Linked DNA regions of Homo sapiens: all the other regions are linked to region 5. A link is a contact called in ENCODE Hi-C data. All regions are on one chromosome and are shown on one strand. Each heading gives the region's core, a stretch centred on a gene start or an enhancer-like site at or near the end of the contact. The rest is flanking DNA. Distances are from core to core; before and after follow the strand shown. Region 1 holds the start of MAPK8 (mitogen-activated protein kinase 8). Region 2 holds the start of CUL2 (cullin 2). Region 3 holds the start of ZNF248 (zinc finger protein 248). Region 4 holds the start of FZD8 (frizzled class receptor 8). Region 5 holds the start of CSGALNACT2 (chondroitin sulfate N-acetylgalactosaminyltransferase 2).

Region 1 (2,700 bases), core at 153-2,652, 5.2 Mb after region 5:
CCTTATTAACTAGTGTATTAATTGGTTTCATAGTATTATGTATCCTTAACAATTTGTATTATAAAACAGTGATAATTTTGCGTTTACTATTATTACTTTCATAGTACAGTGATTAAATCTGTAAACTCTACTGTATTGCCTGGCACTGAATGGGCATGCAATAAATAATTATTGCAGGAACAAAGGATGGCAGGAAGGAAATTAAGAAGGTTGAGAGGGAGGGAGAGAGGAAATGGGAAGAGAATGAATGAATAATCATCTGTATGTTCCCTTTCAGAATCACCAGAAACAGGCCAGCCCCACATGTAATAGGAAAGTAGTTTACCTGAAATCATTCATTTATTCAACAAATATTTATATATTCATTATTAAAGTAACTTACTTGTTTCTGATTGTGAACATAACTATTCCTCTCGGAAAACATGAGAAAATACCCAAAGTATAAACGAGAACCAAGTCACCCTTTATTCCATAGTCCAATGATGAACCATTGTTAACATAATTTGGTGTATTTCTTTCCAGGTTTTTTCTATGTGTATATATAGTATCTAAGTGGGACCATTCTATATATGACTTGTTTCTTGCTTCTTTCTCTTAATGATACATTGTGAACATGTTCCTATGTTGTTAAGAATTCCTTGAACACATGGCATTTAAATTGCTAAAATGTATTCTACCGAATGGTGTAGGTAGTTCAAACGCCTTTCCACCCGTTGTTGGATATTTAAAGGACTTGTCAATTTATCGCTTCTGTAACATTTACACGCTTTGTGGGGCCTCAGAAGTAAACCAGGTAATGCAAGGAATCTGGGAAGAGGTGGATTTGCAAGGAATCTCGGAGGAGGTGGATTTTGGAAAAACTGGAGGCAGCTTTTCCCGGGCAGCTGAAGAGAACACTTATCTCTCTGTAGGTTTCTGGGACCCGGACAGGTGTCCTCAGAATGGAACATATTGTCGGTCAAGGTAACCAGCTCTTCATCACTCAGGTGTGTGTACCGGAAGGGGGTGCCTGTTCGCTGCGCAGGTTAGGCCTAAGCGCACCTGCCCTTCAACCCTGTGCCGACGAGGCCCGAAGGCTTAAGCTCTGACCTGGCTACCGCCGCCAACCAGATGCGGTCCCCTGGGGCCACGCGCCGCCACGTGCCGCCACAGGGCCCGCCCCTCCCGCTCCAGGCCACGCCCCTCACCCACAGCCCTCGGAGGCTCTCTCCGCGGCTCCGCCTCCAAGCGACCTCCGCAAGTCCTCTCGTAACCCCTGGAGTAGCGCCGTCCCCGGGCGGCGGCCCCGCCCCCGCAATCCGGGCCCCGGGGCTGCCCCGCCCCGCCGGCCGCTCGGGAGGCGCGGGGGCGGGGCCCTGCGCGATGACGTGCGCGGGCGTGCGCGGTGACGGCCCGCGTCTCTGTTACTCAGCCGAGCGGCCGAGGCCGGACGACGCGGCTTGGATTGCGGAGCCGCGAGCAGCGCTGGGTAACGGCCGCGGCGACCACCCCGGACGGCCCCTGTCCCCGCTGGCGGGCTTCCCTGTCGCCGTTCGCTGCGCTGCCGGGTGAGTGCGGCGGACGCCGCAGGGCCGGGACGGCAGGCGGCCCCGTCGTGTTTATGTTATTGTGCCGCTGCCGCCGCCGCCGCCTTCTCCTCAGCCGTAACCCCCTCCTGGGAGTGGGGGCGGGAGCGCGCGGTGGGCGGGGGCGGCGCGGGAACAATAGCGGCGCGGAGGCGGGGGCCAGCCGAGGGGGCGTGGGGCTGCGGGACCTGGGTGCGCTCCGCTGCCCGCCAGCCCGCCTGCCGCCGCGAGCCCCGCCCGCCTGTCCTCTCGCGTCCTCTTCGCGTGGGTCCTGCCTCCGCGGCGGGAGAAGAAAATGGAGCGGGGGGGTGGGTGGCAAGTTCTGAAACACTTCGGCAAGGGTCGGACGGAGGTGTCTTTGCGGCCCGCCGCGCCCTGGCTGCCTCCGGGGCGGCGGGGAGCCGGGGAGAGCGCTTCTGCCGGCAGGTCCCCAAGCCTGCCCCGCGCCCATAGGGACCGTATTTTGCTTCTCGATGCTTTCTTTGTGCTAACGTTCTGGGCGAACGCAGGCAGCAGCGCTGAAAAGGGCCAGAGTGGCCTGCAGCTCTGGGCTGCAGGGCAGAGAGCCCAGGCCCGTGGCTCGGGTGGGAGGTGTCCATCCAGCTTGGCCCGAGCTTCGGTGGTCAGCGCGCATTTCTCTTGAGGGTCATCGGTGGTGACCTTTTGACTTTTTCACCCCACCCTCCCATCTCTTTGTCTCGCATTTGTGTTCCCGATTCAGAGATGGTAGAACCAAGTCCATTTTAAAGTACCCTGATGAACACTTTCCGTTTTTATTTCTGAAAGTTCCCTGCTTGGTCTTTACTGCGAATTTAATAACATGTTGACTACATGGCATTGTCCAGTGATTACTATTTTTACCTCTGAAATCCAGCGATCTTTCCAGTAGAATTCTGGTCCGTCAGTCCATTGTGTTTTGAGATAAGCATCCAGCAAGTACCTCCTTGGCAATTAGAACATCTGTTTTTTCATTCATTCATTCATTCAGCAGCTGTTTAGTACCGTACTCAGATGAAGAGGTTTGGTGTGAAGGTAAAGTATCCTTTCATGGAAGAGGATGCTTTGACTGAAGTATAATAGATGGACCTTTAAATGAGACAGTTACATAAGTGATGTCTGTTAAGGAAGGTATGGT
Region 2 (2,700 bases), core at 140-2,639, 8.0 Mb before region 5:
AATCACCTGAGGTCAGGAGTTCAAGACCAGCCTGGCCAACATGGTGAAACCCCATCTCCACTAAAAATACAAAATTAGCCGGGCATGGTGGCGCATGCCAGTAATCCCAGCTACATGGAAGGCTAAGGCAGAAGAATTGCTTGAACCCGGGAGGCGGAGGTTGCAGTGAGCCGAGATCGCACCACTGCACTCCAGCCTGGGTGACAAGAGCAAAACTCCATCTCAAAACAAAAAAACTGTGTACTTCTCTTATCTCACGCGACTCTTTTGGAAGGATCTTCCAGATACTGTATAAGGGCAAAAGAAGCAAAGTATAGCTCATTTGTTCATGTGTCTGTCTTGAAAAGGAATGTAAGATTCTAAAGGGTAGGCAACAGTGTTTTGAATGTTTTTAAGCGATTATTATGTAGTCAGTTGTCAATCAGATCAAAGTGATTATTTCCGATACTTTACTACGAAGGTAGGCTTGGCCAGGTCTAGTTCAAAGACGTTTATGTTGAACAGTCACAATCTATAGCGAACGTTAATATTTTGCATCTTATCTTCAAAATTTAAACGCCCAGGGTACTGGCCTTCAACTGTTAATATTAATCCATGGGGCAAAGATGTGGACTTAACATTAATAACAGTCTGCAATTCACAGATGTTTTATTTGCATGCACGTAATGGTAGGGAATGGTCCAGACTCTCTAGAGGGTAAGCAAGTGCTAGAAAGCGTGTGAGGATCTTATTTCACCAGACCCTAAGGGTTGAGACAAGAAGTCTAGCATGCACGTAGGATACTCCTCCCCAAAGCTATCAATCTTTGCAGTCTGCGGAAACAAAAGTGAAAACACTCGGGGTAAGGATGCATGAGATGCCCCCCCCCACACACACACACAAACACACAGAGTTGTGTATTCGTGTGAGCACGTAAATATGTAGAAGAATACACGCACTCTCACCTTCCCTCCTTCGAAGGAAAATGGGGCCGCGGGAGAGGCGGCCAAGATCGGGTTGGGGAGGCCCGGGATCCAGTCCAGGGGGTGGCAGGGCTTACGGGTCAGCGCTCTGGGGAGCCGAGGTCACTTACAGGATACCATCTTCCCGGGCCTCCCCCTTTCATCCCTCTCCCCACACCTCGTCGCCCCCAACTCCTCTCCTCCGCCCCAGCCCCGCCACCCATTAACCGGGAAGGGAAGTTTCCCGGCGCCTGCAGCCCGGCTCCCCGACCCTCAGCGGGGTTACCTTCTGCAGAAGCAGGGCAAGGGGCAGGGGACAAGGGGAGGGGGAGGCAGCCCGAAGGAGTGAAAGACGAAGCCCCGGCGAGGAAGGTGGGCGGAGGCGGCGGCGGCGGCGGCTGTCAGCTCGCGTTCCCCTGCTCACAGCGCTGCCATTACTGTGCGCCGAGGCCGCCTCCCCGGCCGGCCGCCGCCACCGGCCCCGGAGACGCGGGGGGTGGGGAGCGAAGCCCGGGGAGCCCGCGCGCCGACACTCACCTGTCTCCGCGAGGAAAGACAGCAAAGTCCAAGGCCGCCGCCGCTCCCCGGCGGGACAGGGGCGGTAGGGAGGGGGGGAAAGGGGAGAAGGACGGGCCGATCACGGGATCCGTAAAACAATCGTCCTCCTCTGCCTCCGGCTTTGCCCAACACACACCCTCCGGTCTCCTTCTTCCGCTGCTGCCAAATCCCCCCCGCCACCCGGAAAGCAATGGTACAGGCCGCGTTACGGCAAGCGCAGGGAGCCAAGCTTCGTGTGATTGCGAAAGGCCACGGAAATTAATATTCCAAGTGATTCCTTGCTGGGCTTGCTGTCAATGAGGCAATTGCGGTTCGCTGAGCTGATGGACACAGTACCCACCCACTACCCGTTAGTTCAGGGACTGCTAATAACAATATGTTGGAATGGTGCTTTCAACAGAAGTATGTTTTCCTTGTTTCAGACCTATGTGAATATCCTAAGACACCACAATCCTCTTGCCACACACTTCCATGGGCTTTGCAAATGATCAAAAATAAATTAGCAAAACTACTTTTCCTCTCTGACAAACTCTTTTTCTTGTTAGTTTTTATCTACAGAGAATTTCTTGGACATACATGTATTTTCGATAAAGAAACTTCACATCTTTTTCACTAATACCCCACCTTCACCAAGCCCCAAGCCTATCAGTTTGAAGGGTTTTCCTCCCTTGGAGTTTTAAACGGTAAAGCTGATAAAAATATAGAATTACTCATCACCTCCTCATATATGCAGGGCCACAGAGGAACAAAAGCCCGGCCTTAGTGCTTTTTGCCTTTCATATCCTCAAGAGCTCACCATCAGGGTCTTGTTCATTTATACGATTCAGCAAGCTTTTCCCTCCCATCCCTTCCTTCCAAACTGCACGAACCCTTCAAGGCCCATTTAAAACCCTGCCTCCAGACCTGATCAGTCCCTAGAGCCTTCCTCCTCTTCTAATCTGCTTCTCTTGGTACTTGAAGTCTCTACTCTTTATTTCAGTAAAGGGTTTTTATATACGAAATTCAATCCAACAGTATGTTTCCATTATGTGACCTTTTTTTCCTCCCATGTTTTCCCCCTTTTAATCTAGTGATTCTCAAAGTGTGGTCCCCAGACCTCTGGAAATCCCTGAGACCTTTACAGAGGTCATAAGGTTAACAACTAGTTTGTTAACAATGCAATATGTCTGGTCCTTTTTTTTTTTGGATACAGAGTCTTGCT
Region 3 (2,700 bases), core at 3-2,502, 5.3 Mb before region 5:
AATGTCAGGAGAGCCTTCGCCGGCCTTGCAGTTCGGAGATTCACCTGCCTATACAGGTCCACACACAAGATACTTACGTGTCCATGTGTGGCTCCGATATATGCTGAGCTCAGACATGACACTTTTCACTGAGTGAATGTAAATATTTCTTATTGATTTATTACCAATTTAGGTTCTGTGACACAGAAAAATTAAAAACATGAAAAGATGAGTTTAACAAGTTAACAGTAATCTGAAGGAAAAAACACTATGGGTTTGTCAAAATTCCTTGTAGGGAAAAAAAAAAACTGAGGCCATATTGTTTATCTGTTTACCTGTTAACACCATTAATGCCCTGAGGTTAGATAATGCAAAAGACCTCTAAAAAAAGGGATAGGATGTTAAATGCAAGTTTAAAAATGTTTGTTCTAACTTGCTAACAATTCCTCAAAAGGATCTTTTAATGAGAAACTGTGATATAGAGTAACAAAATGGGCAGCAGTGGCTCGGGAAACTGCAGACTTGACTTCTAATCTCAGTTCTGCCTCTAAGGAATGACAAGATCTGAACTACTCACCTCCTCAAACTCAATTTTGTTTTTCCATCTTTCAAATAAGGTCAAAACAGATAACCCAAGTATGACCTGACTGCACTACCATCCGGCGGGGATATCAGGCCAAGAGAGGAGGAAGCTCAGCAGCTCATCTGGATGTGCCCGGTGTTCGCGGAGGGGTGATAACAGCATTTCTTTCGCTGTGGCCGTGAGCCTTTCACCCGTCCCTGCCCTCAGACTCTCCAGAGGTGACGTTCCTGTTAGCCTGCGCGCCCACCCCTCAGCTCCAGCTCACCTCTCTCTTCTTAAATTTGTCCCAGACCTTGCACCAGCACACAGACTCCGACGGCTTCAGGATACTGTGCCATGATTACACATAATACATAAGCGAACGCGAAACGTGTAAATAATTACTTGGGATAGGAGGGCGGTCAGAGCCAGCAGGGGCCCTGGTGGTCAGCTAGGCCAGCCCCTTCGCTCCTGCACTCCACGGGCAGAGAGGCCCTTGGGGCCGGTGCAGGAGCCGTCTCCCTCGGGCTCTCCCAGGGAACGCACACCCAATAAATACAGCACCTAAACAATGAAAGTGCTCAAAACAACCCCAGGCGGCAAGTATTCCTAATATCCGTAATTTACAGAGAGGAAAACCGAGTCTCCCGTGGATAATTGTGTCTAATTCATTTGTCGCGGACCTGGCGCAGTCGCTCTCCCCCGCAGCCCCGCCTCCTCCCCGCGGGCTCAGGGCACAAAAAGCGCACACGCACACATCAAACGCCATGCGCACGCGCACAACAAACGTCACACGCTACGCACGCGCGTGCTGTCCCCTCCCCGCAGCCAGTTCCCTCCCCTTCGGGCCAGTGCGCATTGCCTACCCCGTGCTACAGGACTTCGCTGAGCGCCAGGCGCAGGGACTGGACGCATACGGACCCCCGGGAGCCCCGGAACTCGCGTTCCCACGCCAGACCTCATCCCCTTCTGACAGAGACGCCCTCGTCCCACCGTCGCCGCAGGCGCCAGGGGTCCCTCCCCACCGCCGAGGTCTAGCCGCCGCCCGCCCGCCTTCAGGGCAGCGCGGGGACCCCCTGGCCCTCGCCCAGTGCTCCGGGGCTCACCCGCCGCTCCTCGCCGCCTCCGGAGGCGAGGGATTGTTTCCCACAAGGGACTGGAGTCCAGGGAAGGACTCGCCTGGAGCGGGAGGCGGGGATGCACATGCGCAGAGGGAGAGGCCGAGCGCCCGAGTTAGGCTGGTGGATGCGATGCGGGGCTTGGAAGCGGCGCTAGACGGTGCCTGTCAGCTCTGGCCGCAACCCTCAGTTGTAAAATGAGGCTGATAGTGCCTACCTAGCAGGGGTTTTATGAGAATTGGAGGCGCTTACGTTGTAAAAGCATTTAAACCGGTGTCTGACACATAAATTGTTCAGTATATTTCTCACAATTATATATCATGCTGGTCATCATAAGGCTCTCCTGCAAAACAGCCTTGTATAGTGGGTTGAGAGATTACTGTCTCAGTTACCCACTCCTGCTTGGAACCAGGATTCTGTCAGTGTCCCCAGAGGTTGTGGATCAAATCAATGTGCCTGTTAGACACAAGCCAAGAGAAGGAAAGGTGTGCTTGAATTCATTCACGATCATGCATGGTAACGTTTAACTGAAAGACTGGAAGAGAAAACTAAAATCTGTGACCAGTATGGTTATTCTCTGGAATAAGGAAAAACAGAAGCTAGCAATTCAAGACCCAAACATAAAATTGTTTATATGTTTAAAAAAAAAAAAGCCGTTTGAGTAACAAATTTGAAGAAGAAAGCACGCACTCATTTCCCAAAACCAACCATACTTTACCCAGAACTACACTACACGTACATTCTTTTACGTGCACATCTGGCATTTTCAGCACACTATGAGCATGTGCGTGTGTTACAACTTTTCATTTAAAAAATCAACTCCTGGGTCATTGTCCACTTTTTTAAACTTTTCATTTGCTCATAATTTCAGATTTACAGAAGAGTTGCAAAATAGTTCCTATATGCCTTTCACCCAGATTCCACTAGTGTTAGTATTTTACATGACCATGGTATATTTATCAAAACTAAGAAAATAACATAGGTACAAGTACTATTAACTGAACTGCAGAGTTTATTCAGACTTAAGCAGTTCTTCCACTA
Region 4 (2,700 bases), core at 201-2,700, 7.5 Mb before region 5:
CCGCCGCGGTGCGGGGGCCTGGCCCCCGGCGGGCGGCCGTGGCCGCTGCCCGAAGGCGGCTGCTCGCCGGGCGGCGGCGGCGGCAGGCGGCGCGGCGGGCTGGGCGCGGCGGTGGTTAGGTCGGTGCGGTTGTAGTCCATGCACAGCGTGTCAGGGTTGCCTTGCTCGGGCAGCCGGTCGCAGCGCATGCGGTCGGGCCAGGCGAAGCCGTACTGGCGCATGAGCGGCGCGCAGCCGGCCTTGGCGCGCTCGCACACCGAGCGGCAGGGCGGCAGCGGCTTCTTGTAGTCCTCTAGGCAGATGGGCGTGTACATGCTGCACAGGAAGAACTTGAGATCGGGCGAGCACTGGATCTCCACCAGCGGCCAGAACTGGTGCACCTCCAGGCCCGCCTCGTCTTGCGTGTCGTGGTTGAACTGATTGGGCATGTAGGTGTAGTTGTAGCCGATGCCCTTACACAGCGGCACGGTGATCTCTTGGCATGCCAGCTCCTTGGCCGAGGCGGCCGCAGCGCCGCTAGAGCGCTGCAGCAGCGCCAAGGCGGCCAGCAGCGAGGTCACTTCCAACAGGTAACCCCACTCCATGCTGTGCGCCTCGGCCCGGTGCCCTCGCCCTCCAGGCGGCGCGCAGAGGGGTGCCGGGGGGGGGGCCCACGAGAGAGCCGCAGACGGGTACAGCGGGTGATCTGGGGTCTCCCTTATGCTTCGCCCGGGAGGGGGGTCTGCCGATAATCTAACCCCTTCTAGGGGCGCGTCCGCAGCGGCGCGGCCCGCAGCCTGGGCAGGGCCCTTCCGCACTCCTTTCCGCCGCTCCGGGGGTTTGAAGGCGGCTGCAGGCGCGCGCCACAGTCCGTAGGTCCGCTCTGCTGGCCCCGGGTCGCGCTCAGCCCTCGCGGCGCAGAGCGGCCGGGCCTCGGCTCATCGTCCCGCGCTCGCTCGCCTCCTCTCCGCGCGCCCGACCACTTCTCCCCGCCGCGCCGGGCGGCGGTGACTCCGCCGGACAGAGAGGGCGGAGGCGCCGCAAGTTTCCTCTGGGGCCGCGGTGCGCAGTCAAGATGGCTGGGCCGGGCCGCTTGCCGCGCCGGGTCAGCCCTGGCGGCCACCACTCGGCCCCCGGGGGCTCATGCCCGCCCCCAAGGCCAAGCCGCCGCCGCCGCCGCCGGAGTTGGGGACCCGCCTCGGCCCAGGCCGCCGCCCTCTTTCTCCGGCGTCCGTCCTTCGTCCGTCCGCCGCCGGGACAGACGGACCCCCGCCGCCTGGAAAAGTCAGCGCCGCGCTCCGGCCGCAGTCGGGCGAGGTGCACACAGTCTCCTTCCTGCTGGACACCCAGGAGCAAATCCAGACCGGAAGGCGGAGCGGACACCTGAGTGGCGCGGCCCGCGCCCAGCCGCCGCCTCCTCCTCGGCGGGAGCAGCGCCCTTAGCCCAACTTCCCGGCTCCAGCCCCGCTCGCGCCGCGCTGCCGGCTCATGAATATTTATACAGCGCGGACTCGGTCTCCGCCCCCAGCCCCGCGAGCCAATCGCCGGGCGGTAGGGCGGAGTCCACGCGCTCCCAGGGCTCAGCCTTCCTTAAGGCAGTCCCCGAGTGTCCGCACTGCTGTGCGCGCTCTCTGCGGATGGAGAGTTTTGGTAACCTTGGGATTGACCGCAGAGACAGAGTGTTGGCCATGGCTGTCCCCATGGCGCTGAGTGCGTCGGAGGTCTTGGTCCCCTTACCCCGAGTCTGCCCTTGGGGACAGGGACGGGGTTTGGTGCAGCGCGCGCCTCCCCGGCGCGTTTCAAACCAGCCAAGCCCCTGCTGCCACCCTCCGCAAATGTGGGTGATCTGCAGGCGGCTGGGGTCTCGTGCTCCTCGGGGCGGCAGGAAGGTCTCGCAGCAGGCGAGCGCCGGGGAGGCCTGCCGGGGCTCGGCGCTGCAGAAGACCCGGGAAAGGGTGTCCTCCTTGGGGTTCTCAGAACGATGGTTTCTGAGACTTGGAGATGTGGGGGGTGTGGAGTCATTCTAAACTGGGGCTGGACCCGGGACGGCCCGGGTGAGATGCCCCGGAGCCCAGCCTTGGGCGCGCGAGGGGCGCGGGGGACAAATGCCCGCCAGAGACTCTCCTCCCGCCTCCGCTGCGTGACCTGGGGGAGCCTCAGTTTCCCCACCTAGAGAGTTGGGTGATCATAGCACAGATCTCCAAGGGGGCTTTGATAATTAGGTGAGATAAAATATAGGAAGCCCCGAGCCGCCGTGCTTTCTTAGGAAAAATCATTCAATTTCTTTCTAAAATTCAAAACAAACCTCGAAACTTATAAATAGGACAGGCTGGAAACTCTGGGGCTGGATTCCCTGTCTTCCCTTCGTTCTTTCAGGACGTCTATTCATCCATCCCAAGTTCACAGGCTTTTGCCAGAGCCTCCTTTTCTCTGGTGGGAGGCGGCGCTGCGCTCTGGCGTGGACTCCGCGACACGTATCTGCTCTCTGCACGAGGCCGGAGCCGGACCCGGGCTGCTTTTAGCAGCCGCTTGGGCCACCGCCAGCGAACGCTGCCCCCGCCGGCTCCGCCGCCACCTTAAGACGGGCCGGGAGGGGGGCTGCGGGCGGCCCGGGCCGGCGGCCTGGCAGGTTCATTTACGCTTGTTAGGGCGTCCCAGGGGGCTGTCTTTCTCCTAGAATGGAGTGTTTATTTTTTAATTGATGTGCTGTTTCATTTAGCG
Region 5 (2,700 bases), core at 2-2,501:
GAAGCTGGAAGATCGCTTGAGCCCAGGAGTTCAAGGCCAGCCTAGGCAACAGAGGGAGGCCCCATCTCTACCAAAAAAAATATTAACAATTAGCCGGGCATGGTGGCATGCACCTGTGGTCCCAGCTACTCGGGAGGCTGAGGCGAGAGGATCGCTGGAGTCGGAGGTGGGGAGGCTGCAGTGAACCGTGATCGCTCCACTGCACTCCAGCCTGGGCGACAGAGCGGGACCCTGTCTCAAAAAATAGATGAATAAATAAATAAAAACAATTATAATGGAAGTTTGGATAGGAATTTAAAACATGTGGCAACTAACCCTGACCCTGCGGCTTCAGTCTCCCCGCCGCTAGCTGAGGGCCGTGGCCGCTGCACAGAGGCTTGTGAGGATTCGGGGGTTCAGGCAGCGCCCGCCGCGCATCTGCCAGACGTGCGGCCACAGGGTAGGAGCAGTAAGAAGGATCCAGGGAAAAAAGTCCACGAATGAGAAAGGAAACCCAGCGTTTGTAGGGCTAGGAGAACAAAGAAAGAAAATGCTGGCGGCGGAGGGCGAGGCTCTGCGGTGCGTGGCAGATGGGAATTTGCTCGGTGGCGGCTCCTCTTTCTGGAGAGCTTCCCAGCGTCCCCTCCCCCGCCAGCCCGCGGTGACGCGCCCGGCACCCACCACAGCCGGCTCTCGGCGCCGTCGCGCCTTCGCTCGCCCGCTTAGGCCGTGCTCGCGGTGGCGTGGGAGACAGAGAGCCCAGGGAGGACCCTGGAACATGCAGTGGTATGGAAGACGCCTAAGAAAGGGCTTCTCTTTCCACTCACGAAAATCAGTGTGTGAGCTCGAAGCCATTTCCCAGCGTGTCCGCCTCAACTCCCTCATTCAACAGATGAGGAATTCCTCCAGGGAAATGCAGTGATGCGCTCACGGCTGCCGGCGGCCCAGCGCCAAGGGGCGCTCCACAGCCCCGCGGCCCGAAGCCCTCGACTCGGCTGCCACGCAGGCCCCGCGGCCCCGCTCGGACTCCCAGGATCGGCTTCCGAGCGGGACAGCGCTGCAGTCCACGAGTCCGGGCAGGGGCGCCTCCAGGCCGGAGCGGTTTCCTGCCTCGGGCACTCTGCTGTCTCCACAAACGGTTTTTGGAGGCACACACACGGATACTTTAAACACGTCGGTGATGAATCGGTACCCAGCTGCCAGTGGCGGAGCTTCCTGGGCGGGGCCGCGGGCGCGCGGCGGCTTCATTTCCTCGCGCGCGCCGGAAGTGGCCTCTCAGGCGCGGCGGCGCGCCCGGGGGTGGGTGGCTGAGGCGGCGGCGGGCCCAAGGCGTGAGGCGCCGCCCGGGTGTCCCCGCGGCGCAGGAGGCGGTGGAGCGCAGAGCGGGCGAGCGCGGTGAGTACCTGGCCCGGCCTCGCCCGCCGGTCCGCGACTCCCGCCGGCTCCGGCCCGGGCGGTGCGGGCGCCGGGGCTGCGGGCTCCTGTGTGGTCGGGTGGGGTCGCCTAGCGGACCGGTCCTGCGGGGGGCCCTGTCTCTCAGGGATGAGCCTGCCGGAGTCGGCACCGGTTTTAGGGAAAGCGCGGCCAGAGACGATTGGTTCGCTTGTCAGTGTTGGGTTTTGTTTTGTTTCGTTTTGTTTTTACCTATTCATCACCATCTCTGCTCCTCTCAGTGGATAAACTTTTTAATCAGTGGTGACCTCGTCATCGCGTTAAAATAGTTCTGCCCTCAGCCCCTCTTTATCTGTAGATGGCAGAGCGAGCGCCGGTAAAGATGCTCTGTCGTGGAGGGCTCAGTGGGGCGGAGGAGATGGGGAGCCTCTGGCGTTGTCGGAGAATGCACCTTAAAAATGACTCTACCCTTGAGCAACGCAGGAAGCACGACAGTGATACTTCTGTTTGTGATGATGGTATTGGCGGTATGATAGTTTGATTATACATCTGAAGCTTCTCTTCCTGAGTCCTTGGCTTGTTAAACTTGGAGGTATTTTCTAGCGTGCTTTTGAGATAGATATGGGATGTCGTGACGTTTCACCGTCATTCAAGGCTCGCGGGAGCAGGGCCTTCATGTCTGGTAATTAATGTTGTTTTTTGAATGTTGTATTAAAATAGTAGCTTCGATCTTGGAAGTAAGAAGCCAAGTATTTTAGGACTGAGTGTTAGCGTTCATTTTGTATTATTGTTCTTGTACCATTTGTTTAAAGTTGTCATGTAACTAAAAGAATGAAAAAAGATGGATTTCCAGTATTTGTGGCTCAGAGGATTTTGGCCTAAATAAACACAGTTCCAACCAGTTTAGAAGCTGCATTTTTCTCTTTGTTTTTGTCGAGGCATAAAATACATATGAAATCAATAAGAGCACGAATCTTAATTGTACAGCTCAATGAATTTTTACATACTTATTACCCTGTGGAACCACCAGATATATCAAATTATAACCATAGAACATTTCCATCATCCTATTTTCCTGTGCTTCTTCCAAGTCAGTTATATCCTTGTTTTCCCATCTGTATTCTAACTTCTCTTATCTGCTTTTAGTTTTCTCTGTTTTGAGCTTCATGTTAATGGAATCACGTAGTATTCTCAGCATATTGTTTGTGGGACACACCCATGCTATTTCATGGTATTGTATTATTACTGTGTAATAGTCTATTGAATAATATGTGACTACTCTTCAGTTGATGGACATTTATGTTCCCAATTTTTGTATATGATGTGTTT

Evidence for each region. A loop is a pair of places that touch in the nucleus more often than their neighbours do. Pooled maps may share reads with other maps.
Region 1: a pooled map shows a loop between it and region 5 (18-fold over the local background). The contact joins the promoter of MAPK8 here to the promoter of CSGALNACT2 in region 5. A Hi-C loop is called at or near these places in 8 of 50 pooled maps.
Region 2: a pooled map shows a loop between it and region 5 (12-fold over the local background). The contact joins the promoter of CUL2 here to the promoter of CSGALNACT2 in region 5. A Hi-C loop is called at or near these places in 2 of 50 pooled maps.
Region 3: a loop to region 5 is called in a pooled map, with 19 times the contacts of the local background. The contact joins the promoter of ZNF248 here to the promoter of CSGALNACT2 in region 5. A Hi-C loop is called at or near these places in 9 of 50 pooled maps.
Region 4: a pooled map shows a loop between it and region 5 (30-fold over the local background). The contact joins the promoter of FZD8 here to the promoter of CSGALNACT2 in region 5. A Hi-C loop is called at or near these places in 6 of 50 pooled maps.

Annotation. Positions count from the first base shown.
Region 1 is chr10:48,305,275-48,307,974 of GRCh38, forward strand. MAPK8 (mitogen-activated protein kinase 8) reads left to right here and starts at 1,403. Exons shown (of 12, transcript NM_001323329.2): 1 at 1,403-1,547. RefSeq lists a silencer at 1,034-1,983.
Region 2 is chr10:35,088,952-35,091,651 of GRCh38, forward strand. It overlaps CUL2 (cullin 2), which reads right to left and starts at 1,390. Exons shown (of 21, transcript NM_003591.4): 1 at 1,228-1,390. RefSeq lists silencers at 1,161-1,290, 1,311-1,510, 1,564-1,752 and an enhancer at 1,671-1,810.
Region 3 is chr10:37,856,358-37,859,057 of GRCh38, forward strand. It overlaps ZNF248 (zinc finger protein 248), which reads right to left and starts at 1,253. Exons shown (of 6, transcript NM_021045.3): 1 at 828-1,253; 2 at 78-175. ZNF248-AS1 (ZNF248 antisense RNA 1) reads left to right here and starts at 1,392. Exons shown (of 2, transcript NR_186559.1): 1 at 1,392-2,144. RefSeq lists an enhancer at 746-805 and silencers at 1,123-1,499, 1,196-1,745.
Region 4 is chr10:35,640,846-35,643,545 of GRCh38, forward strand. FZD8 (frizzled class receptor 8) reads right to left here and starts at 1,451. Exons shown (of 1, transcript NM_031866.3): 1 at 1-1,451. The coding sequence starts at 584. LOC124902528 (zinc finger protein 469-like) reads right to left here and starts at 2,001. Exons shown (of 2, transcript XM_047426128.1): 1 at 1,785-2,001; 2 at 883-1,568. The coding sequence starts at 2,001. The coding sequence ends at 883. It overlaps MIR4683 (microRNA 4683), which reads right to left and starts at 407; the gene lies at 327-407. It overlaps LOC105376494 (a long non-coding RNA gene), which reads left to right and starts at 2,470. Exons shown (of 2, transcript XR_930820.3): 1 at 2,470-2,700.
Region 5 is chr10:43,137,194-43,139,893 of GRCh38, forward strand. It overlaps CSGALNACT2 (chondroitin sulfate N-acetylgalactosaminyltransferase 2), which reads left to right and starts at 1,252. Exons shown (of 8, transcript NM_018590.5): 1 at 1,252-1,374. It overlaps CSGALNACT2-DT (CSGALNACT2 divergent transcript), which reads right to left and starts at 1,200. Exons shown (of 1, transcript NR_186456.1): 1 at 1-1,200. RefSeq lists silencers at 549-748, 879-938, 1,109-1,608, 1,719-1,788.